2 separate regions of the Mus musculus genome follow, and region 1 is linked to region 2. A link is a loop called in an ENCODE intact Hi-C map of the cell type or tissue named here. Cell type or tissue: left cerebral cortex. All regions are shown on one strand. Links, peaks and the distances in the headings refer to the core of each region. The heading gives the core; the rest is flanking DNA.

Evidence for each region. Hi-C counts contacts between places; a loop is a spot of excess contacts. Peaks named below come from ENCODE experiments on the same cell type or tissue, not always from the same donor. Only the 100,000 strongest peaks of a DNase experiment are listed, where the experiment ranks them.
Region 1: a loop joins it to region 2, with 2.1 times the contacts of the local background. A loop is called at or near these places in 2 of 42 quality-filtered maps.

What each region holds. Positions count from the first base shown.
Region 1 is chr5:138,593,716-138,608,793 of GRCm38, reverse strand. Zfp68 (zinc finger protein 68) reads left to right here. Exons shown (of 6, transcript NM_013844.2): 6 at 973-5,142. The coding sequence ends at 2,555. Among named protein-coding and RNA genes, the nearest start is that of Zfp68, 18 kb to the left of the region's middle. In left cerebral cortex, for the core only: no CTCF peak of the experiment used is centred there; no DNase peak of the experiment used is centred there.
Region 2 is chr5:138,451,516-138,466,593 of GRCm38, reverse strand. Zfp157 (zinc finger protein 157) reads right to left here. Exons shown (of 5, transcript NM_028130.3): 4 at 11,505-11,614; 5 at 5,900-10,719. The coding sequence ends at 9,349. Among named protein-coding and RNA genes, the nearest start is that of Zfp157, 18 kb to the right of the region's middle. In left cerebral cortex, for the core only: no CTCF peak of the experiment used is centred there; no DNase peak of the experiment used is centred there.

The DNA.
Region 1 (15,078 bases), core at 4,958-7,457, 150 kb before region 2:
ATTAATTAATTAGCATCCCTGGAGTGAATAATGTGCATTAATTAATTAATTAGCATCCCTGGAGTGAATAATGTGCATCAGCGACAATGCAGCAAAGACATCCGGCTGAGGCGACATCCGCTTTCATGAATGAAATACTCGAGTTAAGTAGCTAAAATAGTTTATTATCATCAACAGCTAACTCAGGAACAAGATTTCGCAGGGAAACTTTATAGTTGAACAATAGTGTGCATCAATGAGCCTGCAGAGACGGTTTAGTGTATACTGTCCCAGTGGCTGTGAAATACACATCTAAGCTTTGTCTAAAACAAATGAAATTTGAAGTTGTAAAGCTATCTCTAATAAACAAAAAAACATTGAAAATAATTTCTTTAATCTTTTAAAATCAAAACCGGAAATGCTAAAACCCAATAGCCAGAGAAATTAAAGAAACAAATATGTGTTTGAACAGTTTTGAGTGATCAGTGGCTCGTAAAAGTATGGGAGTTAAATCTCCTAGGACGAAGTAAACTCAGAAAAGTAAAAGGGGAGTGTGTGGACGGAGGGAAGAGAGCCTGCAGGCGTGGGCGGGGGAGTGTGTGGACGGAGGGAGAGAGCCTGCAGGTAGAAGGGGAGTGTGTGGACGGAGGGAGAGAGCCTGCAGGCGTGGGCAAGAAAGTAGAGATGAGCATCATCACTGTACATCGTGTTCACATACAAAACCAAGACAGTATTCAATGGTATACATGGATAAAAACACAATACATATTAATATGCTAAACTTAGAAGTCACATATGACATTGAGTTAGGTAAAGGAAAATTCATGTCATTTTGGTAAGCAATCTAACAACTTCTTAGATTTTTCGTTTTTGGTAAAATGATTTAAAAGCAAATAGATGGGTAAAGCATAGATTAAGAATTTGTGTGGTGTGTGTGTGTTATCCTAGGATGTCCAGTTTGTGCTTATTAATATGTCTTAACTATCATTTTAGATTTCCAGAATATGAGTACCCTGAATAAGAGCAGTCCAGATACCAAAGCAAGACACGTGTGGCAAGTTGCCCTCAACAGTGAAACATCAAAGGAGTTGGCTGGAATAGGGAATACTTGCAATGTGAGCACAAACCATATTTCAGATCAGACTATCAAGAATGAGAACTCACTAGGAATGAGTCCTAGAAAGTTTATTCTGTGGAAGGACGTGTATCTCCACACTGATGCTGATGAGATAGAAGTTGGAGAAGAACCTGAAGATCTTAATGGAACTGCAGAATCTGTCACACACCCCGAGCAAGTTAGTCTATACAGGTTTCAAAGGTCACAGAGTTACTTTCAAAGTCTGATACCAGGGAAATCCTTCAACACAAAAGCAGTATTACTTACTCATAAGTTCAGTGAATATGCAAAATCCTTAGGTGATACAGCATTTATTGACAAAGAGATGGCTCAGATAAGGGTGAAATCCTTTGAATGTAATGTATCAGAGATAAACTGTAGCAAGTCTGACCTTAATGAAAATGAACCCACGCACATGGGAGAGAAACATTACAAATGTAGTAACTTTGAGAACCCTTTTATTATTGAATCATACCTTCCAAAACATAAGGGGCAGCATGAGAAGCTCTTTATCCAGAAGGAATATGAGTTTTCTCAGCAGTCAGAAGTGAGTCTTCATCAGAAAATCCGCAGAGGGAAAAAAACCTATGAATGTAAAATATGTGGCAAGTGCTTTTATTGGAAAACCAGCTTCAATAGACATCAGAGCACTCACACTGGTGAGAAGCCCTATGAATGTACAGAATGCAGTAAAGCGTTCTGCCAGAAGTCACACCTCACTCAGCACCAGAGAGTTCACACAGGCGAGAGACCATACATATGCTTTGAATGCAGGAAAGCTTTCTATCGTAAATCAGAGCTTACTGACCATCAGAGAATTCATACAGGTGAGAAGCCATATGAATGTAAGGAATGTGGGAAAGCTTTTTGCCAAAAGCCCCAACTTACTCTACATCAGAGAATTCATACAGGTGAGAAGCCCTATGAGTGTGCAGAATGTGGGAAAGCCTTCTCCACTAAGTCCTATTTAACTGTCCATCAGAGAACTCACACAGGTGAGAAACCTTACGAATGTACAGTATGTAGGAAGTCATTTATCTGTAAGTCAAGTTTCAGTCATCATTGGAGAACTCATACAGGTGAGAAACCTTACGAATGTAAGCAGTGTATGAAGACCTTCTACCGTAAGTCAGGCCTGACTCGACACCAGAGAACTCACACAGGTGACAAACGCTATGAATGTCAATTATGTCAGAAAGCTTTTTACTGCACTTCACACCTCATTGTACATCAGCGAACTCATACGGGTGAGAAACCTTATGAATGTAAGGAATGTAGGAAAGCTTTCTATGATAAGTCAAACCTTAAGCGGCATCAGAAGATTCATAGTATGAAGAAAGCCTCTGAGAGCAAACAGTCTAACAACTTTTTTCTGAGTGATACTTCTCAACATCAGACGATGTATTATGAATATGAAGAATGCAAGAAAGCTTTCCACCAGAAAACAAACTTTACTTAAACATTCTTCTTACAGCTAAGGGGACCCTGTGATTGGAAAACACTTATCCAAAGGTCAGATCTTACTGTACATTGGAGCACTTATTCAAGGGATTAAACCAAATGAATAAACGGTGAAGGAAAACCTTGATCTTTGTTTGTTTATCAAAGAACTCACAATTGACTGTGGCAGATAATTTAGCCAGGTACATTAACCCAACATAAGACCGATGTTTATGGTAGAGGATCACTTGCACTCAGGCAATAGAGGAAGACACCGTGATTTAAGAACAAATAGGGCAGTTTTCTACTTGAGGTTCTCCTGACTACCAGAACCCAGGGGTGTGAAACCAGCGAAAGTGAGGAGTGCCCCAAACTCTGAATGCAATTTGGAACTCATTGTTGGGTGTTTGGGGACATGCCTGTAATCTTAATATTTGGCAGGGTGAAGAAAGAGGTGAGGAGTTGTAGTCTAACCTTTGCTACAAAGCAATTTCAAACCCAGCCTGGGGTACATGAGGACTTTTTTTTTTAAAGACAATTGATTAAAAATAAGAATCTGAGAATCTAAACTTCACAAACCATATAAAGGGGACAAAGGACAATACAGATCGGGTTAAATGTTGCTATACCTCACTTCCATTTGAATCAGAGATGCTATAAGAGTCCTATTTGTGTGAATTATGTGGAAACGTGTGGAACTTTGTGGAAATTACATGACCCTGAGCTTCACTCATAAGAGTCCACTTGAATTTAGGCAGTTAGGGTTGTGGATGTAGCTCAGTGAAGTGTTTGGCTGCTATTATTGTAACCTGTCTTTCATATAAATTACACATATTATAAATATTATCACCTTAGAGGCTTTATCTGTGCATGCACTCCACAGCACATAGATCAAGGTCAGAGGACAAATCCCAAGGCCAGTTCTCTTCTACCTGGCGGGTTCTTAGTATCAAACGCAGGTTATCAGGCTTGGCAGAAAACATCTTTACTCTCTGAGCCATCTCTCCTGCTTTTGTATTTTATACTTAACAACTGTTGTAAGTTACAAGTAATTCTGGAGGTATTTTCACCTAGTCCAGAATGCTCTACTGGGAAGGACAGGAAGGACATTTCTTTTTATCACTTTTTTTTTAAGTCTCCCTAACTTCAGCTTGCAGATAAGGTCTTGGCACAAATGCTTTGGCTGATAGCAAAGTCCTCCTTATCTTGCCTCAGCTTTGTGAGTGCTCAGATTAAATGTATGTGCTACTATGCCCACCCATAGAATTTTAAGGCATAAAAAAATTAATGAAAATTTCTGGAGTTACTGGATACTATGTTCATGTTCTAAATACCCCATCAGTGTGTCTCACACACACACACAAATTGAGCAAATGAAAGATCTGATTTTACAGCTCAGTGAAGGGATGGCAAATCTCTTGACATCAAGAGAAATGATGGTAATGGGAAATTTCAAAGTTTGCTGCATCAGGTCTCTGTATCTTGGCCCTCACAGAAAAGAAGTCGGGGAAGCTGAAAAAGAATGAATAGTGAAATACAACATACTCTCATTTGGACTGTATTAAAATCCTACAATGTAAAAGTATTCTGATTATATTATTTGAGTGTTAAATTGGAAGTAATAAATGATTTAAAAATATTATTTTAAGTTGTATTCAGCAGTTGTGTATGAACAAGCAGGATGGTCATTCCCAGTCAGCATAAGTTGACCTCCATTCTGGGGCATTTGTGGTTGACATAAATGAAAGTTGATAGTGATACTGGAATCTAGTGGACAAGCTCATAAGTACATTCTGTATTATATAGTTTTAGAAATCCAAATGAAGGCACTTAGCTTAAGTACATGAAATTTGTAATATATGTAATGAAACAAATGCATCGAGAGACCAAAGAGGTAGGGTACATGGCCTTTTTATGTTCATAGTTCTTATTGCAATTTCAGACTTAACAGTATTAAATCACTGTGGTTGTATGATTTAACTTGGTATTGCTGTGACCAGCTATCTGACAGAACCAGTTTCAGGGTGTAAATATTTATTTTAGGCCATCATTTCAAATAGTCAATAGTTACTTGACCCCCTTCCCATGGATAGGTCATGGTCGGCGAGAGGGTTAGCAAGCACTGTTTAACATTAAAACAAATAGGAAACAGCAAAGAAGTGGCTGAGTACCAGGTTTACTTTTTAACGATATACAACAGCAACGTATATGAAAAACAAATATATCCCCTCTCCCACAAAAAAGGCAAGCAAAAGGACTTTTTATATCACCTCCTAGAGTATTGCCACCATTGGAGAATCAAGCATCCGATACATAAGCCTTCAGGGAACATTTCAGATCCAAGTCAATATATGCAGTTTCACGGTAAACAACCAACCCATTCATATGTTGTTAAATATATCATGTTCATATAGTGTTGTATGGATATTTTTATAAAACTATTCAGATTGAAACTGACAAGCTATCCACTGCTCCAAGTGGGTTATTGATACTGCATTTTCAAAGTTTAATCAACATAGGACTTCATATTCTGTCTAATATAAAGTCATGTTGAAATGCAGAAACTGGTACATAGTTGACATCTGATTAAAGCATTTTTGGTAAACAATTCTCATTTTAATTTCTTTTTTTTCCCCCTTTTAGTTAATATAAAAGTACCAGTTGCCTCCCTTACCCTTTTCCTTTCTGGGTTCTCTGTCCAGTGCCCAACTCCTCACTCAAATTGATAGCCTCTTTATTATAGATACAGGTATACCTACAAATACATAACTATAACCCATTGAGGTCATTTTTGTTGGTGTGTATGCAGATTCAGGACTGACCACTACAAAGTGGATAATCAATCTAACTAATTGGGGTTCATTTCTGGGAGAGAATAATTCTGTTTGTCAGTAGTCATGTTAGTGCCACTAAATGAGAGTAAAGATCACTGACTTTTTTTTTTAAACTGGAATTAAGCAAGCTTTATTTTCTCTTAAGCCTACCTTCATAAGTTAGTATAGCCCCAAACAGGAGAAAAAAATTATTAAAAGATCTAACCACCAAATTGCAAGGCCAGGGGATTTGCAAAGGTTTTTAGTTATGTAGGAATTTAGCAGAACATCTCAAACTTATTTGGTAGAGTGTCTTACCAGGGTGGAGGCCAAGGTATAGAGTGTGGAATATATCAAATTCCAGAAAATGTGTCAAAACATTGTCCACGATGCCATGATCAAGGCAATTTATAGAAGAAATTATTTGTGTTAGGGTTCTTTAGAGTAACAGAACTTATAGAATGACTCTCTCTATAGAGAGGGGATTTATTAGAATTGACTTAGGCTATATACAGTCCAGCTAATCCAACAATTTCTGCCTGTGAATAGAAAGTTCCAAGAATCCAGCAGATCCTCAGTCCCGGAGGCTGGATGCCTTCTCTGGTTTTCAGCACATGTTGGAATTCCTAAGATGTAGGTTCTAGTGCCTATGAAGGAATGGATTTGTTAGCAAGGTGAGGGCAAGCAAAGACTAAAAGCTTCCTCTTTCATATCTTTATATAGGTTTCCAGCAGAAGGTGTGTCCCAGATTAAAGGTGTGTCTTCCTATCTCAAAATTTGGATTAAAAATTTATGTCTTCTGGATTCCGAATTAGAAATAGATCTACCTACTTCCATTTAAGAAAAAAAAATATTCCTCCCAGGTGTGCAAATCATTTTTGGATTTTAGTTAATTCTAGATGTAGTTAAGTTGAAACAATGAATAGCTATTTCAGCATTTAATTGGGCCTTGCTTACAGTTCCAGAGGGTGAGTCCATGACAACCATGGCAGAGAGCATAGCAGCAGGTAGGCAGGTAGGCATGGTGCTGGATCAGCTGAGGGTTTACAACTTCAAGTTAAAGACAGAGACAGATAAAGACTGATCCTGGTATGGGCTTTTGAAACTTCAAAGTACCCTCTAGTGGCTCACTTCTTCCAATAAAGTCCAACTAGTCCTTTCAAACAGTTCCATCAACTGGGGACCAAGAATTCAAACATATAAGCCTATGGGGGGCATTCTCTTCCAAACCACATTTATGCAAATCTATCTCCCTTCCCTCCCTCCCTCCCTCCCTCCCTCCCTCCCTCCCTCCCTCCCTCCTTCCCTCCCTCTCTCCTTCCCTCCCTCCCTCCCTTCCTCCTATCTTGCTTCCTTTCTTTCTTTTATAATCTTTTAAAAATTTATTTTATTTATTTAGGTCCCAAATGTTGTCCCCCCATCTTGGTCCCCACTCCCATAGTTCTTCACCCTGCCCCCTCCCCTTTACCTTTGAGAGGGTGCTCCCCACTCCTGGCATCCCCCTTTTCTGAATTCTACAGGATTAGGCACCTCCTCTTCCACTGAGGCCAGAGAAGGCAGTCCTCTGCTACATATGTTCTGAGGGCCTTGGACCAGCACATGTATGCTCTTTGGATGGTGGCTTAGTCTTTGGAAGCTCTTAGAGTTCCGGATTAGTTGACACTGTTGTTGGTCTCCCTAAGGGGTTGCCATTCTCTTTAGCTCCTTCAACACTTGCCCTTACTCTTCCATAGGGGTCCCAGACCTAAGTACAATGTCTGGTTCTAAGTATCTGCATCTCTTTCAGTCAGCTGCTGGTAGAGCCTCTTAGAGGCTGGGCTGCTGTCTGCAAACACAACATAGCATCAGTAGTAGTGTCAGGGTTTGGTGTTGCCCATGGGGTGAACACCAAGCTGGGATTTTTTCCCTCAGTCTCTACTCCATTTTGGTCCCTGCATTTCTTTTATACAGGAACAATTCTGGGTCAAACATTTTGAGGATGGGTTGGTGACCCCAAGCCTTCACTGGAGGCCTTGACTATCTACTGGAGGTGGTCTCTTCAGGTTCAATCTCCCCACTGTTGGGCATTTCACCTAAGATCATCCCCATTGAGTCTTAGGAGCCTCTTACATCTCAGGTCTGGTATTTTCTAGAGGTTCCTCTCACCACTCACCCCTAGCAGCTGCATATGTCTGTTCATTCTCCTAACCCTCTGGGCTTTTCTCATCTTCCCCCATACCTGATACTGTCCCCTTTCCATTCCCCCTCTCTTTTCTACCCAGGTTCCTACTTCCCTTTGCCCCCTGTGATTATGTTGTTCATCCTTCTAAGTGAGATTGAAGTGTCCTTACTTGGGCCTTCCTTTTGTTAAAATTCTTATGATGGTCTGTGACTTGTATCATGGATATTTTATACTTTTTGGATAATATCCATTTATGAGTGAGTACCATGCATGTCCTTTTGGGTCTGGGTTACCACACTCGGGGTGATGTTTTTCAGTACCATCCATTTGCTTGCAAAATTCATGATGTCTCATTTTAAATAGCTGAATAGTGTTCCATTATGTGAATGAGCCACATTTTCTGTATCTATTCTTTGGTTAAGGGACATCTGGGTTGCTTTTAAGTTTCTGGCCATTATAAATAAGGCTGCTAAGGAACATAGTGGAGCAAGTGTCCTTGTAGTATGGTGAAACATCTTTTGGGTATATGCCCGGAGTAGTGTAGCTGGGTCGTCACATAGAACTATTTCCAATTTTCTGAGAAACCTTCAGATTGATTTCTAGGGTGGTTGTACCAGTTTGCAATCTTTGTTCCTCTTTCTCCACATCCTCCCCAGCATGTGTTGTTGCTTGAGTTTTTGATCTTAGCCATTCTGAATGGTATAATGTGGAATCTTAGGGTCATTTTGATTTTCATTTCCCTGATGACTAAGGTTTTTGAACATTTCCTAAAGTGCTTCTGGGCCATTCGAGATTCCTCTGTTGAAAATTCTGTTTAGCTCTGTGCCCCATTTTTAACTGGGTTATTTGTTTTTTTTGGAGGCTAACTTCTTGAGTTCCTTATATATTTTGGATATTAGCCCTCTACTGGATGTAGGGTTAGGGAAGATCTTTCCCTAACCTGTAGGTTGCTGTATTGTCCTATTCACAGTGCCCTTTGCCTTACAGAAGCTTTCAGTTGCACGAGGTCTCATTTATCAACTGTTGATCTTACAACATGTTGATCTTACAGAATAGTGTTCTATTCAGGAATTTTCCCCTGTGCCAATATTTCCAGATTATTTCTCTCTTTCTCTTCTACTAAATTCATTGTATCTGATTTTATGTTGAGGTCCTTGATTCACTTGGACTTGAGCTTTGTACATGGTGATAAACATGGATCAATTTGCCTTATGCTACACGCAGACCACCAGTTAGATCAGCACCATTTGTTGAAGATGCTTTCTTTTTCCACTATATGGTTTTGGCCTCTTTGTCAAAGATCAATTGTCCATAAGTGTATGTATTTTTTTTTCTGAGTCTTCAATTGCATTCCATTGATTGACCTGCCGACCTGTGTACAATACCATGCAGTTTTTATCAATGTTGCTCTATAGTAAAGGTTGAGCTCAGGGATGGTGGTTCCCCCAGAAGTTCTTTTATTGTTCAGAATTATTGTCCTGGTTTTTTGTTTTGTGTTTTTTCATATGAAGTTGAGAATTGCTCTTTCCATGTCTGTGAAGAATTGAGTTGAGATTTTTATGCAAATTTCATTGACTTTGTAGATTGCTTTGTTAGAGTTATACCAAGATATTTTATACTATTCGAGGCTATTGTTTCCCTAATTTCTTTCTCAGCCCATTTATCTTTTGTATAAAGGAAGGCTACTGATTTGTTTGAATTAATTTTATATCCAGCCACTTTGCTGAAGTTCTTTATCAGCTGTAGGTGTTCTCTGGTAGATTTTGGGGGGTGACTTGTATATACTAAAATATCATCTGCAAATAGTGATACCTTGACTTCTTCTTTACAATTTGTATCCCTTTGATCTCCTTTAGTTGTCTAATTGTTCTAGCTAGAACTTCAAGTACTGTATTGAATAGATAGGGAGAGAGTAGGTAGCCTTGTTGTGTCCCTGATTTTAGTGAGATTGCTTCAAGTTTCTCTCCATTTAATTTGATGTTGGCTGTTGGTTTGCTGTATATTGCTTTTATTATGCTTAAATGAATTCTTGATCTTTCTAAAGCTTTTAACATGCAGGGGTTTTGGACTTTGTCAAAGGCCTTTTCAGCATCTAATTAGATGATCATGTGACTTTTTTTTGAGTTTGTTTATATAGTGGATTATATTGATAGATTTCCATATATATATTTTAATATTTTTATTAGGTATTTTCCTCATTTACATTTCCAATGCTATCCCAAAAGTCCCCCATACCCTCTCCCCCCACTCCCCTACCCACCCACTCCCACTTTTTGGCCTTGGCATTCTCCTGTACTGGGGCATATAAAGTTTGCAAGTCCAGTGGGCCTTTCTTTCCAGTGATGGCCGACTAGGCCATCTTTTGATACATATGCAGCTAGAGTCAAGAGCTCTGGGGTACTGGTTAGTTCATATTGTTGTTCCACCTATAGGGTTGCAGATTCCTTTAGCTCCTTGGGTACTTTCTCTAGCTCCTCCATTGGGAGCCCTGTGATCCATCCAATAGCTGACTGTGAGCATCCACTTATGTGCTTGCTAGGCCCCGGCATAGTCTCACAAGAGACAGCTATATCTGGGTCCTTTCAGCAAAATCTTGCTAGTGTATGCAATGGTGTCAGCGTTTGGAAGCTGATTATGGGATGGATCCCCAGATATGGCAGTCTCTAGTTGGTCCATCCTTTTGTCACAGCTCCAAACTTTGTCTCTGTAACTCCTTCCATGGGTGTTTTGTTTCCAATTCTAAGAAGGGGCAAAGTGTCCACACTTTGGTCTTCATTCTTCTTGAGTTTCATGCGTTTAGCAAATTGTATCTTACATCTTGGGTATCGTAAGTTTCTGGGCTAATATCCACTTATCAGTGAGTACCTATTGTGACTTTCTGGTTGCTACCCCTACTTCCCCATCCCCCATTGCTACACACTTCTGTTTAATTTCCTGACCCTTTGTACATTTCCATCTTCTCCCATACTTGATTCTCTTTTTTGCTTTCCCCTCTTCTCTTCCTCCCAAGTCCCTCCACCCTCTATTTCCCTAGATTATTTTGTTCTAAGAAGGACTGAATCATCTATTCTTTGTTTTCCTTCCTCTTGAATTTCATGTGGTCCCTTAGTTGTATCGTGGATATACCACACTTTTTGACTAATACCCACTTATCAGTGAGTTACCTTATTCAGGATGATATCTTCTAGATTTGCCGGCGAATTTCATGAAGTCATTGTTTTTAATAGCTGAGTAGTATTCCATTGTGTAAATATACAATATTTTCTGTATCCATTCCTCTGTTGAGGGACATCTGAGTTGTTTCCAGCTTCTGGCTATTGTAAATATGGCTGCTATGAACATAGAAGAGCATGTGTTCTTATTACAGGTTGTAGCATCTTCTGGGTATATGTCCAGGAGTGGCATATACTGAGTCCTCAGTTACTACTATGTCCATTTTCCAAGGGACTGCCAAACTGATTTCCAGAGCTTGCAATCCCTCCAGCAATGGAAGAGTGTTCCTCTTTTTCCACATTCTTGCCAGCATCTGCTGTCACCTGAATTTTTTGTCTTAGTCATTCTGATTGCTGTGAGGTAGAATCTCAGGGTCATTTTGATTTGCATTTTTCTGATGACAAAAGATGCTCAACATTTCTTTAGGTGCTTCTCAGCCATTCGAGTTTCATCAGTTGAGAATTCTCTGTTTAGATCTGTTACCCATTTTAAAATAGGGCTATTTGGTTCTCTGGAGTCTAACTTCTTGAGTTCTTTGTATATGTTGGATATTAGCCCTGTAGTGATATAAGGTTGGGAAAGATCTTTTCCCAATCTGTTGCTGTTGCTGTCTTGTCCTATTGACAGTGTCCTTTGCCTTAAACAAGCTTTTCAATTTTATGAGGTCCCATTTGTTGATCCTTGTTCTTAGAGCATAAGACATTGGTGTTCTGTTCAGGAAAATTTCCTTTTTGCCCATGTATTCAAGGCTTTCTCCCACTTTCTCTTCTATTAGGTTCAGTGTATCTGGTTTTATGTGGAGGTCCTTGATCTACTTGGACTTGAGCTTTGTACAAGGAGATAAGAATGAATCGATTTGCATTCTTCTACATGCTGACTGCCAGTTGTGCCAGCACCATTTGTTGAAAATGCTGTCTTCTTTCCACTGGATGGTTTTAGCTCCTTTGTCAAATATCAAGTGACCATAGGTGTGTGGGTTCATTTCTGGGTCTTCAATTCTATTCCATTGATCTATCTGCCTGTCTCTGTACCAATACCATGCAGGTTTTTTTTTTTTTTTTTTTTTTTTGTTTTTAATCACTATTGCTCTGTAGCACAGCTTGAGGTCAGGGATGGTGATTCCCTCAGATGTTCTTTTACTCTTGGGAATAGTTTTTTGCTATCCTGGGCTTTTTTTGTTATTCCAAAATAATTTGAGAATTGCTTTTTCTAACTCTATGAAGAATTGAGTTGGAATTTTGGTCAGGATTGCATTGAATCTGTAGATTGCTTTTGGCAAGATGGCCATTTTTACTATATTAATCCTGCCAATCCATGAGCATGGAAGATCTTTCCATCTTCTGAGATCTTTGATTTCTTTCTTCAAAGACTTGAAGTTCTTGTCATACAGATCTTTCACTTGTTTGGTTAGAGTCACACCAAGATATTTTATATTGTTTGCGACTATTGTGAAGAGTGTCATTTCCCTAATTTCTTTCTCAGCCTGTTTATCCTTTGAGTATAGGAAGGCTACTTATTTGTTTTGAGTTAATTTTATATCCAGCCACTTTGCTGAAGTTGTTTTTCAGCTGTAGTAGTTCTCTGATGGAATTTCTAGGGTCACTAAAGTATACTATCATATAATCTGCAAATAGTGACATTTTGACTTCTTCCTTTCCAATTTGTATCCCTTTGACCTCCTTTTGTTGTCTAGCTAGAACATCAAGTACTATATTGAATAGATAGGGAGAGAGTAGGCAGCCTTGATTTTAGTGGGATTGCTTTAAGTTTCTCTCCATTTAGTTTGATATTGGCTACTGGTTTGCTGTATATTGCTTTTACTATGTTTATTTATGGGCCTTGAATTCCTGATCTTTCCAAGACTTTTAACATTAAGGGATGTTGAATTTTCGAATGCTTTTTCATTATCTAATGATATAATCATGTTTTTGTTTGTTTTATTTTGTTTATGTAGTGGATTATAGTGATGAATTTCCATATATCGAGCCATCCCTGCATCCCTGGAATGAAGCCGACTTGATTGTTGTGAATGATAGTTTTGATGTGTTCTTGGATTCTGTTTTTGAGAATTTGATTGAGTATTTTGCATCGATATACATAAGAGAGATGGTCTGAAGTTCTCTTTCTTTGTTGAGTCTGTGTGGTTTTGGTATCAGCATAACTGTGGCTTCATAGAACAAATTGGGTAGTAGTCTTTCTGTTTTTATTTTGTGGAGTAGTTTGAAGAGTATTGGTATTAGGTCTTCTTTGAAGGTCTCATAGAATTCTGCGCTAAACCCATCTGGTCTTGGGCTTTTTTTTTTTTTTTTTTTGATTGGGAGACTTTTAATGACTGCTTCTATTTCTTTAGGAGTTATGGGTTTGTTTAGATGGTTTATCCGATATTGATTTAACTTTGGTACCTGGTATCTGTCTAGAAAATTGTCCATTTCATCCAGGTTTTCCAGTTTTGTTGAGTATAGGCTTTTGTAGTAGGATCTAGTGATTTTACAAATTTCTTAAGTTTCTGTTGTTATACTCCCTTTTCATTCATGATTTTGTTAATTTGGATACTGTCTCTGTGCCCTCTAGTTAGTCTGGCTAAGGATTTTTCTATCTTGTTGATTTTCTCAAAGAACCAGGCCCTGGTTTTGTTGATTCTTTGTATAGTTCTTTTTGTTTCTACTTGGTTGATTTGAGCCCTGAGTTTGATTATATCCTGCCCAAGAGGAGTCTCTTATGTGTATTTGATTCTTTTTGTTCAGAGCTATAAGTTTTCCTCTTAGCAATGCTTTTATTGTGTCCCATAAGTTTGGATATGTTGTGCCTTCATTTTCAGTGAATTGTAAAAAGTCCTTAATATCTTTCTTTATTTCTTCCCTGACGGAGTTATCATTGAATAGATAACTGTTGAGATTCCACATGTATGTGGTCTTTCTGTTGTTTTTGTTGCTATTGAAGACCACCCTTAGTCTATGGCGGTGATCTGATAGGGTGCATGAGATTATTTCCATCTCCTTGTATTTGTTGAGGCCTGTTTTGTGAACAATTATATGGCCAGTTTTAGAGAAGGTACCATGAGGTGCTGAGCAGAAGTTATATTCTTTTGTTTTAGGATGAAATGTTCTATAGATATCTGTTAAGTCAATTTTATTCAATATTAGAATGGCTACTCCAGCTTGTCTTTGTCACTGAGATCCATTTCCTGGATGTAGCAAAATGCTGGGTCCTGTTTTATGTATCCACTCTGTTTGTCTCCCTGGGGTGCTGACACAGCTGAGAGCACAGGTAGGACCACCACTTCTGCTCTATGGGACCTGTCTGGGGCTCTCAGGACATAGGAACTGAGGAGCAGCCTGAGATGGGATTCTTCTGGTTTCCATCTGTGCCTGGAGCGGACCCTGTGCCACAGCTCTCCATACACAGGTCCCGCCATAAGTGAGCTGGTCTCCTAGGGGTACTGACACAGCTGTGAGCACAGGTAGGACCTCTCTTCTGCTTCAAGAGACCTGCCCGGAGTCCTCGGGACACAAGAACTGAGGAGCAGCCTGCGACAGGACCCTTCTCATTTTCATCTGCCCCTGGAGCAGACCCTGTGCCCCAGCTCTTCGTACCCAGATTCCACCGGGAGAGAGCTTGTCTCCCAAGAGTGCTGACGTACCTGACAGCACAGGTGAGACCATGCCTTCTGCTCAAATTCCTGGCCCAAGATGGGTCTCCCCAGAGCCATCAGGAAACAGGAACCAAGGAATGGCTTGGGACAGGATCCTTCAGGTTTCTGTCTGTGCCCTGGGCTGACCCTGTACTACAGCTCTCTATACCTAAATTCCTCCCAGAGAGAACTGGTCTCCCAGGAGTGCTAACACACAGGCTTACAGGAGGGACAAGCCACAGTCAGAGACAGCAAGACCAGCTAACACTTGAGATAACCAGATTGTGACAGACAAGGCCAAGAATATTAGCAACAGAAACCAAGGCTACTTGGCATCATTAGAACCCAGTTTTCCCATCACAGCAAGCCCTGGATACCCCAAGATAACGGAAAAAACAAGACTCTGATTTAAAATCACATCTCATGAAGATGATAGAGGACTTTAAGAAGGACATAAATAACTCCCTTAAAGAAATACAGGAGAACACAGGTAAACAGGTAGAAGCCCTTAAAGAGGAAACTCAAAAATCTCTTAAAGAATTACAGGATTTCCATATATTGATTCATCACTGCATTTCTGGAATGAAGCCTACTTGATTGTGGGGAATGATGTTTTTTTGATGTGCTTTTGGATTCAGTTTGTGAGAATTTTATTGAGTATTTTTGCATCGATATTTATAAGTGAAATTGGTCTGAAGTTTTCTTTCTTTGTTGTTTTTTTTTT
Region 2 (15,078 bases), core at 8,139-10,638:
TATCCTAATCAATTGGAATTCAAAAATATGAGGAATTGAAATTTGTCAGCTGTCATCCCATGGTCTCTCTCTAATCTGGTAATGGGAGAAATAGGTCCAATATTGTACAACCCATATACACTTTCTGCCTGTTGATACATGACAGGGTCTTGCTGTGTGCCACATAATGGTCTTGAAATCATGCTTCTCCTATCTCAGCCTCTCTATTAGTAGGATTGTTTATTTGATGTTTTACACTATACTATGGTTTTCAGAACAGCTTACATATTTCAAAATTATTTATGTAGCCAAAAGAAATGTAGACAATTAATCTGGGAGGTGACCTGTAAGAGAACAGCAAAAAGTAAAACTAAAGGCTTGTTTGATATTTATAATTATTGTATCAATTTTGAAGAAGAGGACTTTATAAGTTACTCTTATTCTGAAATGAATGCTTTTCAAAATCATCACAGCCAATGAACCAGAATCTTATATTCACCTAACTTCTGTGCCACCCTCCAAGCAGGACCATTGTTCATTGAAACAGTTGATAAATGACTTCATGGATAGACCATCTTAATACACACACCATTTCTTAAATGAATATAACCTGTTCCCTGTGGGCTGAGAATGACGACAATCACTCAAGTCAATTAACTTTGACAGTAGCAGGAAATCTGTATCCAAAAATCGTGCCTACAATTCATTCCTTGGTGCAGTAGAACCGTCAACTCTTAGCTTATCTACTATGGAGGTAAAATCCTTTGTTAATGTGAGGGATAGTCAAGTACAGCCCTATTAAAATGACCTCCAATGTCTAAAAACTGTTCTTATTTTATGTTTGTACCACAGTAAGAGCCAAGATTTTAAGCCCTATTAAAAACAAAACAAACAAACAAACAGACTTTATCTATTTATGTTCATTTTAAAAAAAACTAATAGTGATATATTATTTTAAAATATACAATTAATATATTTGGAGTTATTTTAAATTTATATTAAGAAAAACATAGGTATTTTCAGTATTGCTGTAGAGAAACATCTACATAATACTGTTCGACTGATTGTTGTTTTATATCAAACAACTTTTATAATACTCATTTTTATTGTTACAATATTTTATAAATTTTAAAGAATATGATAAAAAAGAAAGAAATCGCAGGGAAGCATCACCCATCCTACTTCAGTAACACAGCTGCCTAACTAGACCCAAAGAATGACAACACCACTGGAGCTGATACATTGAAATGGAACCTCACAGGACCCCATGCTTTGATATAGAACTATAGGAAACCAATAAATAATGGAAGTGAGAGAATTGGTCTTCCCCAGGGATGAACCATCTAATTGATTATCCAGTACCAAGCAGTGCAACAGCCTTAAAACACACACACACACACACACACACACACACACACACACACACACACACACACACTTATATAATTAAATGAATTGAGCAAGTTGTATTTATATATTTAGGCATTTGTGTATATGTGTGTATAACACAGTATATAAGGCCATAATTTGAAGAAAGAGCAAGGGGAAGCATAGGATGGATTGAATAGAGGAAAAATAAGATTGGACATTATATTATTTTAATTAAAATAAGGCTCATAAATCTTACCATTAAAATGTATATATATATATACATCAAAGTCCAGTACAACACGAAACCAAACACTACAAGAAGTACCACAGACAGACCCACAGGCACGAAATAGCCGGCTCGCCACTCCAATATATATATACATTTTATATATATGGAGAGAGAGAGAGAGAGAGAGAGAGAGAGAGAGAGAGAGAGAGAGAGAGAGAGAGAGAGAGAGCGCAAGGAGCTCTCCAGGGTTGTCAGAGAATCTAGCATTCTCTCTTATTTAATTGAAAAGATCAGCAGTAGTGAAGGACCAATAATAGTGGGGTTGATTTCCCTGTTGGTAGTCTTGTCACCCTTAGGGGTAAGACAACGGAATCTGCCTCTGGCTCTATAGCCTCGGGAGGGGCCATGTGCCAGCTTTGAGGCCCCTGTGCCAGCCCCACCCCCTTCATTCCTGAAGTTGTGGTACTTCCTCCTTGGAAAGCATGGGTGGGGCTAAAGCTGGCGCAGCCAGGGGGGACTCTGGCACAGCTGGGGTTGGGCTTGTAGAGGTGCTGGCACAGCTGGTCCCAGTGGGAATGCTGGTGCTGCTGGGGTTTGGGTGGTAGGCGGTAGGATAGAACTTCCTCTGGCATACTCTCCTGTAAAATGGGGCAAAGAGATGCAAGAGACTTAGGAACTTCCCACATCTGTTCTTCTGTCACCAGGGCCGACACTGTTCCTAGTGGTGTAGAAGCATTAGTTAGAGGGAAGAGGAAGGGTTTAACGCATGGTGGTGGATTAGAAACCAAGTCCTTCCAAACCACTATATAGGGGACTTGATCCAGATGTCCCTGCGCCTTTTGCTAATACCGTGGGGAGGTGAAAGGTCCCTTCTGGTGGTCACCTGACTGTACATTTCTTGTTCACATCTATGGAGATTGTGAGCTCTAGTTCTCACTTCCTTAAAGTGAGCTAAAACAATGTTGAAGGGGGAGGAGTCAGCCTGTCCCATATCATCCATCAGAGTCCAGTACAACACGAAACCAAACACTGCACGAAGTACCACAGACAGACCCACAGGCACGAAATAGCCGGCTTGCCACTCCAAGCACTAGGACTCAGACTCTCGCCTTGGAAAGTGGAAGTGAGGTGAGTAAGAAAGTAGATTGTGCTGAGACCCTTCCTCGAACACAGATTCCTCCCTATGAAGGTAACTGTCAAGCTTGCAGGATCAGGGACATCTCCGCAGTGACCTTCTAGCAAGTCCGCTCTAGTCACCCTTCTGCGGAGTATACTGACGCCTCGAGGCTGTTCCAACAGAACTAACAGAACAAATGCAAACAGTACAAGAACACTGACACTCACAATTTATTGGCTGGCACTAGACTCTCCGGATTGCAGATTCCAGAGATCTGCAAAGGTGAAAAGGGGAATTACAATATTCTGGCACAAGGCTGGGCACTCTTTGTTTACCCTCTCCAAAGGCCAGGGCATCTATGAAGGGAGAAGGGAAGGAGAGCTCACCTTTCTAGCCCTGCACAGCAGTAGGGAAGTGCAGAGGCTAGCTTCCCCTGTCTCTTTAGCAACTTCCAGTGATGAGTTTGAGCCTGTGGCAGTTTATCATTACTCACAGACTTTTGAAGTTTATACCTATTAATGGATCTGGCCTCCAGTCTCTGCTTCTCTGCCCTCTACTATGTGAGAAATGAACACCTTCAGCTCTCACTACCTGGGGCTTAGCTAATCCTATTAATACTTTTCCTGTCATGATAGACTGATAACTCCTGAAAACCAGGAAGCAAAATAAGCTCTTTTTACATTTTCTTGTCACAGGTCATTTCTTTTTTTCAAGGAAGAGCAAACTAATAAAAATCAAGAACAAATGCTTTTTTACAGAACATAAATACATCTTTTAGAATTAAACTCTTTTAGAATAATGGAATACTTTAACTGGTAATTATGTATAAGAACTATAGTTAATAAATTTGGAGTCTACGAGCTTAAATTGTTGTTGGTGGTGGTCCTCTAACTAGTGCCAAGGATGAAAAGAGGGAGGGAGGAAGGAGGGGGTGATAAAATCTCTGTGATGGGAAGGAGCAGTAGAGACCTCATACTTAATTCGGCATCTCAACACTGTCACATATATAAACAGGCTTCAGACACAAGAACCTGTAAGAGAACAAAACTGTAATCAACAAGTTATTTCATGTACTGTTTCTGATTTGCAGTTCATCTGGGTAGTAGAACCATCTAGATGTTCATAGTTGCATCTGGAACTCTGCTAGCAATCACATTTTTAATACTGAATGCAGTTGGGTATGATCGAACAGGCATACAATCCCAACATTTGAGAGGCAGAAGATTCCAGCATGGCTAAGGGAAGCCTGTTCTGCACAGTGAGTTCCAGGAAGGCCAAGGCTGTGTACCAAGTCTTTCTCAAACCCTGTCCTCAACAGACTGAATGCTGAGTGACAGATGAACTAGTCACTCAGGTGCACAGCTGTACAAGGGGCTAGCACCTCTGGATGACAGATCTTTCCACTGTTCCGAGTATATAAGAATGTTATTCACTCCATGGGCCCATGGAAGGAGTTACAGAGACAAAGTTTGGAGCTGAGATGAAAGGATGGACCATGTAGAGACTGCCATATCCAGGGATCCACCCCATAATCAGCATCCAAACGCTGACACCATTGCATACACTAGCAAGATTTTATTGAAAGGACCCAGATGTAGCTGTCTCTTGTGAGACTATGCCGGGGCCTAGCAAACACAGAAGTGGATGCTCACAGTCAGCTAATGGATGGATCACAGGGCTCCCAATGGAGGAGCTAGATAAAGTAGCCAAGGAGCTAAAGGGATCTGCAACCCTATAGGTGGAACAACATTATGAACTAACCAGTACCCCGGAGCTCTTGACTCTAGCTGCATATGTATCAAAAGATGGCCTAGTCGGCCATCACTGGAAAGAGAGGCCCATTGGACTTGCAAACTTTATATGCCCCAGTACAGGGGAACACCAGGGCCAAAAAGGGGGAGTGGGTGGGTAGGGGAGTGGAGGTGGGTGGGTATGGGGGACTTTTGGTATAGCATTGGAAATGTAAATGAGCTAAATACCTAATAAAAAAAATGGAAAAAAAAAAGAATGTTATTCACATCACACTAGATCAGCACTAAAACTTAAAAAAATAACTTGATAAAGGAATGGCTCTAAGTCACCAAGTGGATGGGAAATATACAATCTGTTTATTATTTCCTTTCAAATTTGCTTAAAGCCATGATTTTAAAGTATTTATAATGCAATGACTTTTTTAAAAAGACCATACATCAGACTATATAGTTTAAGGGTAGGAAGAAAAAACACACTAGGAGAAACTTCACCACGTCACATAGATCAACTACTTTCATTTTATTCTCTACATAGCCTTGGCTGTTTAGAAACTCACTAGGTAGACCAGGCCGAACATGAACTCACAGAGATCCATCTGCCTCTACCTCCTGATTGATAGGATTAAAACTTGGGTCAACTTCAAATACTCTGAAAATAAAAGGAAAAACTAGACACTAGACATCCCAGAACAAAACAAACAAACAAACAAAGACAAAAGACTTGAATGGCCACAGGTCACATTGTATAGAACATACATAAGTGTTTAATATCATAAACTATCCTCAATATGTTTAGAGATTAGAGAAATCAATGGAGATGTAAATTAAAACACTAGCGGCATGGGCTGCAGAGATGGCTCAGTAGTCAAGAGTACTTGGTGCTTCTGCAGAAGACCTAGGCTCAGTTCTCAGCACTCATATTACCCACAACCATCTAACTCTCAATTCACGGGATCCAACATCATCTTCTGGAATCTGCAGGTAGGGTAGCAAGTATGCACACAGTGTATTAACTTAAGTGGAAGCAGCACATTCATACACATACAATTTTTAAAATCTCTCGTTAAAGGATCGCATCAACAGATATACTAACAGAGGGCAGGCAGTAATCGCACAAGGTGCCAACTCTAGACAGAGGTCTGCAGATAACTAAGGAATGCTGAGAACAGGAGAAATAATCTTCCCAACATTTCAACCAATTGGTTAGCCAATACCCTAACAGCACGCACATACAAGTAACATTATGCAGATTTAAGAGACTGTATTTATATTTAGGAATACATATATGTATATTATATATATTTACACACATCTGTAATAAAAATTGAAGAGAGCATGAATTTGAGAGCAAGGAGTACTTGGGGAAGGTTGAATGTAGGAAAGGGAAGGAGGAAAAGAATATATTTTAACTTGAAAAAAATCTTTAAAAGCCCAAACTGTGAAGAGTTAGAATAAGTACTCATTAATAAAAATTTAATGATAAATTATTATTCATTGAGTAAAATTAGCTGGTAAATATATTTGATATTCTCCTACTAACAATACAATACAGAAATAAGTATTCATGTGCATGATTATAACCCAAGAGAACATATCAGTATTGGTTCAAAGCGAGTGCAGGGAAATACATTCACAAAGTGATTAAAGTGTGGAAGAGGGATAGGTTCACATTGATGATCCCAGTTATACACTGGCACAGCGTTTGCTAGAGTATTTTCATTTTATTTACAAATTGCTCATTGAGATTGTAGGAATTAGTCCCACTTATCTATAATGTATTCCTTTCCAAGAGGACCTTGACTTGCAAACTTGTACACCGTTAGTAAATAACATATCTGGCAACTGGAGTAGTTTGTGCAGTCTGATATTTGGAGGACATAGTTGCAAGCCTCTAATGTTACTTAACTCAGCACCTCCCATCACTTCTTCAATGAGTATGCCATACATAGTCTTACTGTAGTCTACTATAGTCTATCCACTGCCATTCTCCCAACATCCTGGTTGACATTTAAAACTTGAAACAGGAATATCTCCACATATAGTAGGGTGGATATTTGTTTAAAGATTCAGCTTTTAGTTACATCAGTAACTATCAAGGTTTTTGTTCTCTGAGTAAGATAAGTGAATGCCTAACTTTGAAAGAACTTCTAAACATTTTGCACATTAACTGCTGTATCCTGGAGTCTTACTAATTAATCCTATGGAATTCAGACACTAGCTAGCTCTTATCAGCCAACCATAAAATTATTTCCATTGCTACTTTATAATGGTATTTAGCTACTATTATGAATCATGATATAAATATCTCTATTTGCCAATGGTTTTAGGTAAGCCCTCTGAAAGGATTGCTCTATTTCTTTAAATATAGCTTGACATGTCTCTTTTCTGGCTCCATGCTCATTTAATCATGGGATTAAGTACTTTTGTGCTTGATGAGAATGTTACAAGGCACTGGTGATGGCAAGTAGATGATGTCCTCTCAGACTTCTTGTTAGAGCCTTCTTTAGTATAGGAAAGGATATAAACCATTGTTTACTCTTGATGTTTATTCTCGAGTTTACAAAGAATGTGTGCACACAAGAACACACACACACACACACACACACACACACACACAAAGTTGTCTATGCTTCTAGTCCCATTCACAAACCCTCTTTTGATCCTGATGTGTAATTTTGAAATTTATCTTTGATACATTTTGATGTTTATCTTTGAAAGCCTAGTAAGTGAATAGGGCAAGCTGTAACATGACTACCACACTCCCATTCCTACCCTAAACTATAAAACCTCTAGCTGCATTTTTTCAAAACTATGTAATACTGCCCTAGTGGGCAAGCAGCCAAAGTCTATCCAAATCCCCCTTACATCATAGCTGCCATACCCTCTACCATTTGCACTATTTCCAGGACCTTGTATAGTCAGATGTATGTGGAAAAAGAGTGGCCAGGCTTTTCTCTAAAAGAAAAACTGGTCATAATTCTAAACTGCTGAACTCAGGCTGGGAGCGTGTGGACTCACATAGTAAGCTAAGCACTAGCCACCAGTTTTTCTCAGATTTAGGGAGAATACATGGTACCTTTTACCTACCCATACTAGAAACTAACTACAAGTCTGTGAAAATGTCATACTTCTGTACACTCCAGGCATCTTAAAGGTTGGGTGGTTTGTATCTTGTCAAGATTATGTCACTCTGAGGGGCAGACAATATGCATCTAAATCGTAAGCTCAGATCTGAGACTCTTCTGGAAGGCCTTTTCCTATGTACTGAGATTTTGAGATTTCCTCCTAAGCCTCTGGGACAGACTCCTTGTCCCATAGCTCTGACTCCAGGATCACTGACAGCCACGTAATCCTTCACAAAGATACAGGGGCATGCTAATGGTGACTCCATGTTGATATAAATTCCTTCCCGGGGGTTGATGTAAAGCAATCTCTACCCCTTCCCCTAAGGTACTAATAACAAACAGAGCCGTCATTCCAAAGTTCATAAATATATCAATGACTTTATTTGGCTTCCTTACAGAGCGTGAGTAAGGGTTACTTCCAAGGGTATGAGTACACCACCCCTAGTGGGTGGCATCTGGAATGACTTACTCAGCAGGAATGGGATTTTTTTTTTCCAAAACAACATAGATGGAGGCTGTGGCTACTTCCCTAGTGTTTCCTGGCACTTACTCTAAATCTTTTCTCTAGGCAGTCTGCAGAGCTGCCAGTTGGTAGGGAGCAGTTGGATGCTGGGAGGAGACGAGAGTATAAACCATCAATAAGCCCAGTTGTGATGAGCTTCTGCAAGGGGGCACAGCTGAATTCTCGGAGCTGGCTGTTGCTTGGCTTAAAAGAGTCAGGACACTATTATTTAGATTCTCTTCTCCCAGAGTTGGAAAATGATAATGAAAACTGTTCTCCTTCCATCCACTAAGAGCAAGCTGTATAAATCTGGTCAGGTGAAATGGTGCAGAGTGAGTGCAAGCGACACTGAGCTGAGATAGGGTATTTGATCCTGGCTCTAACACTCACTCGGTTTGTTATCTTAAGCACTGGTCTAGATTCCCTCATTTATCTGCAAACTGTGGTACAAATCCCATGGACCTCCATCTCTCCTGTGCTGCTAATTTGATATAAATGTTGCCACTCTCAGCCATCGCTTCTCTGAGATCAGGAAATAAGTACTGCTAATGTCTGGGCCCCTACATCACTGACTGTCAGACTAAAATGACGTCATCAGAAGACTTCCCGCATTTTCTCTTTCGAGATGAGAATCAGATAACACAGATCACTTTAGCAGTCCTACAGAATAAGCCAGTGCCTCCTACCTAATACAGAGTCAGTCATTTCCAACATAACTCAACAGCACTTCTGAAACATATCACATTTCTACACATGCCCTTTTAACATTCTAGGCCCACCTAGAGTTGGAGAGAATATGATGTTCCCTAGTCTTGAATAACTGTGTCAATGAAACGGAACATAAGCAAGTGCCACTATACATGATTTATTTGTACACAGTCTCTCACCTGTATGACTTTTTTTGATGCAGACTGTGGTCTGACATCAAAATTTTCCTGTTTTTTAAAAGGGTCCCTTAAATGTTTTTCAAGGTTAGTACGTATATGGTAGCCTAACTGGAAAATGTTTTTTGATTTTTATACATTCTCAGGGTGTTCCATTGCAGGTTTCAACAGAGACCCGAGTCACCATTCAAAACTTTGGGCTTTTAAGTCATAAGCTTCTTTCCATGTTTAAGCTGCTTTCCTGTGTTCTTTCCAGACAAAACGGTCTTCTGATACTGAGAGGTCTCCCTTGTGCCAGTTCTTTGCCGTACTCTTTCGTAAGGCATCCTCTGATGTCAAGTGATCCTGGTTGACTGCATGCTTTCTAGCCTTCTCTGTTATTAGCGTGTCTCACCTGAGTTCATTCACATTGAATGAGGCATGAGTTAAGAAGGTAAGTTTTCCTGCATTATGTACATCTATAGGACTTCTCAACTCTAAGAAGTCCATCATATGAACTGAGGAGTGATTTATAGTAGAGAGTTTTTTTTCATTATTTAGAGCCACAGGGTTTCTAACTTGTATATCATTTCTGATATTGACTGAGCTGTGAGTTGCAGGAAAATGCTTTTCTCTGTTCTTTGTATTAGTACCATGTGTATGAGTTCCCAGATGTCGGGCGAGTCCTGACTTGCAGAAAAAAGCTTTTCTGCAATCTTTACATTCATAGGGCTTCTCACCTGTATGGATTCTATGATGAAGAGTTAAGTGTGACTTGCGATAGAAACATTTGCCACAGTCTTTACATTCATAGGGCCTCTCGCCGGTATGAGTTCTATGATGAGCAGTGAGCTCTGACTTGGAGGAGAAAGCTTTTCTGCACTCTTCGCATTCATAAGGCTTCTCACCTGTATGAATTCTATGATGGCGAGTTAACTGTGACTTGTAGAAGAAAGCCTTGCCACAGTCTTTACATTCATAGGGCTTTTCACCTGTATGAGTTCTCTGATGTTCAGTTAGAGTTGACTTATAATAGAAAGATTTCTGACATTCCTTACACTCATAAGGCTTTTCTCCGGAATGTATTTTTTGATGTACACGAAGGGTTGACTTGCAGTAAAAAGCTTTGCCACATTCCTCACACTGATAGGGCTTCTCCCCGGTATGAGTTCTATGATGTGAAGTGAGCTCTGACTTGGAGGAAAAACCTTTCCTGCACTCTTTGCATTCATAAGGTTTCTCACGTGTATGAGTTCTATGATGGCGAGTTAAGTTTGACTTGTAGAAGAAAGCCTTGCCACAGTCTTTACACACATAAGGCTTCTCGCCGGTATGAATTCGCTGATGTTCAGTGAGGGTTGACTTATAATAGAAAGCTTTCCAACATTCTTTACATTCGTAAGGTTTCTCACCTCTATGAGTTTTCTGATGTACTGTAAGGGTTGACTTACGATAGAAAGCTTTCCCACATTCTTCACATGCATGGGGCTTCTCACCAGTATGAATTCTATGATGCACAGTGAGTTCTGATTTGGAGGAGAAAGCTTTCTTGCATTCTGTACACTGATAGATCTTCAATCTTGTACGAGCTCTCTGGTGTTGAGTGAGCGCTGACTTGTAACAGAAAGCTTTCTGACATTCCTTCCATTCGTATGGTTTCACACTTGGATAGTATGCATGCTGCTTGCTGCACTGCGATGGCAGGCTGACCATTTTCATACACGGTTTACACTCATAGGGTTTTGTACCTCGGGGAAGTTCCAGTTGAACCTTCATTTCTGCCTTGAGACAAAAGAATCTGTCAAGGTTTTCTACAAATGGGGCTTTTTTCTAGCATGTACTTACTAATGTTCTGTGAGGATAATAACATCTTAAAAGTTTTACAGGAAGTACACTCACAATTTTCCCTGCTGTGCATCTTGTTACTTAAAATAAGATTAATTTCTTTCTACCATTTTAAGTTATGCATACATGTAGAGGTATGTGTGTTCAGGAGCAGGCACCCACAGAGGCAGAGATGTCTTATTACTTGGGCGCTGGAATTACAGGCTAGCTAAGAGTCGCAAAACGTGTGCTGGGAACCTAGCTCCTGCTATGAGATAGAGTAGCTCAGGCTCTTAACTGCTCAGCTATCTCATCCTTTACCGTGTTCTATTCTGTGTCTGGTTATATGCAATATTTTCCTTATATGAGATATGTTTTGCAGAGTTAATTTTAAACAATGAAAATAAAAAATTTAAAAAAAAAAAGACTTCCAATCATGAAACTAGCAGTTTCTTAAATAGAAAACTTTTTAGGTATCAATAACATTGTCTCTGTGTAGATGTATGTCCCCAGTCAAACATTATAAATATCATCATGTGAACTTTCAACCTTGTTAGGCAGAGTAAGATGTTCAGGGTGCCAGAGGGGCTTGTCAGTTATTATCAGGTTTGTCACTAGCTAGCATCCCATTAGGCTCGCTACACACACTTTCTGCCACAGGTTAGGCTCCTTTGCTGTGAGCAATCCTCCTTATGTCCACAATCAAAATGTGAAGGATGTATTCACTTTCACATTTTACCTACTTCAATCATCTCTTTATTTGAAAGATTTCTGTTGATGCTTCCCACTGGCCACATACGACTCTCTGCATTTTCCAGGCAACTCTCATTTGGAGTATAAACTTCAAGAACACCTACAACAATATAATAAAAAAAAAAATCACTATCCTTAAATCAAATATATTATTTATTCAGTTCAAATATAATTGTGGGGTTTCTTCATGATTCTTCAGCTTAATGAGGGAAATTTTACACAAACAGGTAAGGCAGTCCTAAGCCATGTTCCTCCACTGCTTCTTCTTTTGACAAATACATGGAAAGAAGTTATTCACCTACTTCTTCGCTATTGTTTGGCGCATTAATTTTTAACTGTGTTGTTAACCTGAGCTGCTATTCCTTTATAACCTTAATTGTATACACACCATCTGATACCACAGCTCATTATGTGAGGTGCAAAGATTTTCTTTCACTAGCTACCCACTAAACATAGGCTTCACATTCTGTTTTAGGAGCAAAAAATGTAGGTTCATAAAAGGATTATTATACATTTCTTATAAATTTGATTCCTTCGCCCTGAAAAGCCACACAGGCTCTGTCTTCCATTGGTCATTGCCTACGATCGCCTTTCTCCCACACTGGAGGGCAGCTGCTGCAGAAGCTCCCAGGAATCCATCTTCTGTTCTACAAATCTCTTTGCCTCTTGGACTAAAATACATTTTTGCAAAAAAAAAAAAAAATTTATTAAAAATAAATGCTAAGAAAGGATTGGGTTGCGAGTCTGACTGGTATGTGCCTATATGTAGAGAATATCAATACACATTTAGGTATCTTTTACTATATATTAATTGTACAAAATTATAGACATAATTTATTCAAAATCATAGCTTGAGAAGTCTGAATCCTTAAGTAAGAAACTATTTTGTCTTTCAAATGGTCATATTATTGAACTGTCTTCTAAACATGTATGTTTCTATCTCCAGTTTACACTGTTCTCAAACTTCATCAGAAAAACTTCTTGCTGCAGTGGAAATGGTTAATACACACATGCATGACTGTTCAAAGCTTGGAAATTGAAGTAAGAGCAGAGATGACCATTATCTAATGAATAGATAATTAAAATATGATATTTATATACACATAAAATAAAAAATTATTATATTGTAAATAAAAATTAGATTGTGACCTTTGCAGGTAAATAAATGGAGCTGGAAATAGATGATTCTTTGAAAGACAACCCAGATCCTGAAAGATGACCCAAGTTCTCTCTCATATGTGGATCCGACCTCTGAATCTTTAGATGTATGTGCTTAAATAGGAAAACCTATAGAAGTCAGGAAAACAAAAAGAGGCCAAAAGGGAGATATAAAACAAATGTTATAAATGAGTAAAGGGGAATAATGGTGAAGGTAAGGTTCAGTGAGGTGAGGGTGAGAGGACAAGGCAGAGGGTGGGATACTAACACTAAAAGACCTTTCTTTAACAGCCTCATGGAAACCACTTTGAAAGGTTCTAAAAGAAAGGTGGGATGGATGGATGGATGGATGGATGGATGGATGGATGGATGGATGGATGGATGAGATAAATAGACAGATGACTGATTAATAGATAGACAGATAAACAGACAGACAGACAGACAGAAAGATAGAATAGAGATACCTTAGATAGGGAAAAATGAAATGCCCCAGATACCATATATTACTGAACAAAATATTCAGTGCTTTGACGTTATCTATTTTCAAGGTGTTGATAGTTTGATTCCAAAGACCTCCCCTGCACCAACAATAAAAAATATTGCTACTGTTCTTAGTTACTCCCTAGAACTTGACGGTAAGACCCCACTTGTGAAGCCACTTTAAACTTCAGTTATAAAACATGAAAGATTAAGCTGATACTGATCTTGAAGCTTCATGCCTGCTGGCTAGCTTTTGTAGTACTGGGAAGTGCCATCACAATACTACAAGAAAAGTTATCAACATGCTTAGCCAGCTGTGAACCCTGAGAGCTACAATAATAACTGGCCTAATACTTTATACCTAGTTTCACAGTAGTGGCATGGGATTTAAAGGAGCAACCATCCACTCTAGTTGGAGTTAAGGCACACTCCATGAGATAGAACTCTTGCTTTGTAACTGGGTCAAGAACGTGTGGATGGGTAGGTCACCGGCTGTCAGGCAGCAGCTACTTCAACCTTTTTCTATATAGCTATAGCATTAAAGAGTCTCCTAAGTACTTATCTTTATATGCATATATTAGTGCAGCTGTCACTCTTCATTTGTCAGAGTGCCCAATCCTAAAGGAGATATCTGCAGTACACACCTTCCTCCCAGAGGTCAGGGGTCACCATGGAAGAAGGAAAGGAAGGATCGTAGGAACAGAAGTGGTAGATAACTTTCTCAAACAGCAATGTCAGGCCAAGACAACGCCACTGCACACATGAACTCACAATAGCTAGGACTATGTATATAAAGCCTTTGCAGAATAAAGCTAATCAAAATCCCAACATAAATGAAGAAGGGACTGACAAAGTCCCATTGATAACTCAGAAGCAACTGGTAACTGAGAGCTACTAGGTGATGGAAAGTTGAGGTTTCTACAGGGGTATGGCCCCCAAGAGAGCACTCAAGCTCCATGAATGGCCCTCCACCCTCACACACACTGGTAGCACAAAGTGGATTCAGTGGGTTTAAAAAGTAGAGCACATGAGTGTGGGAGGGAGAAGTGATAGTGGGATAGGAAAGAAGTTGGATAAAAGAAAGGAAGGGAAACCTTGACCAAATAATTTGTGCAAATAAGAAGTTCTCAAAAAAAAAAAAAAAAAAGTAAATGAGAGGGAATACAATATGTATTGCTATTAATTTAGGCAAAATGTTTTCTCCTTTTTTATATTCAGTATAAATAGTTGTCCAGACTGTAATATTATGTTGTCATATTCCTTTCTTTGGCCACTTGAAAAAGTTATCCATTTTTTTTTAACTTTGAAGAGATGCCAAATTCTAGCAGACATTAAACTGAAATGAACATGTGAGTGTGTTCCAAATTCTAACTACATGCACACTACATATAATGTTTTCCATAAATTATACTACCTGGTATCTCTGGTATGAAATGACACTTATCACGGGGCATATTTTTAATGTTTTAAAGAATTCTGTTGTCTGTTGTTATTGAAGATTTTTACATGTACATTTTCTTCTCTGATTCCTACCTAGTCTTGCTATCTAATACTGGCTGATATCTAATATAGCAAGTCTCCAAGATTACCATATTCCTATTCCACTTTATGAATCAGCTTGATGGGCATAGACATGTACTTTTATACCTGTCTGGTAGAAGAACTAGTCAAAGAGATTTTACAAGGAGCTTTGATTAGTTGTGGCACCCTATTGTTGCCTCAATGGCATCACTTCTTATTGATTGATATAACATTAATTTCATTTTGTAGAATTCTGGAAGGTCATATTTATGTACAAATACATGTCTGTTCAATTTCCTATTCTGTAACTACTAAAATACATTCTAAAATATATTCCTAAGAAATCTTTTCTATCTCAAAGATGTCTGATGAAATCGTCCATTTCATCATTTTTTTATTAATTTG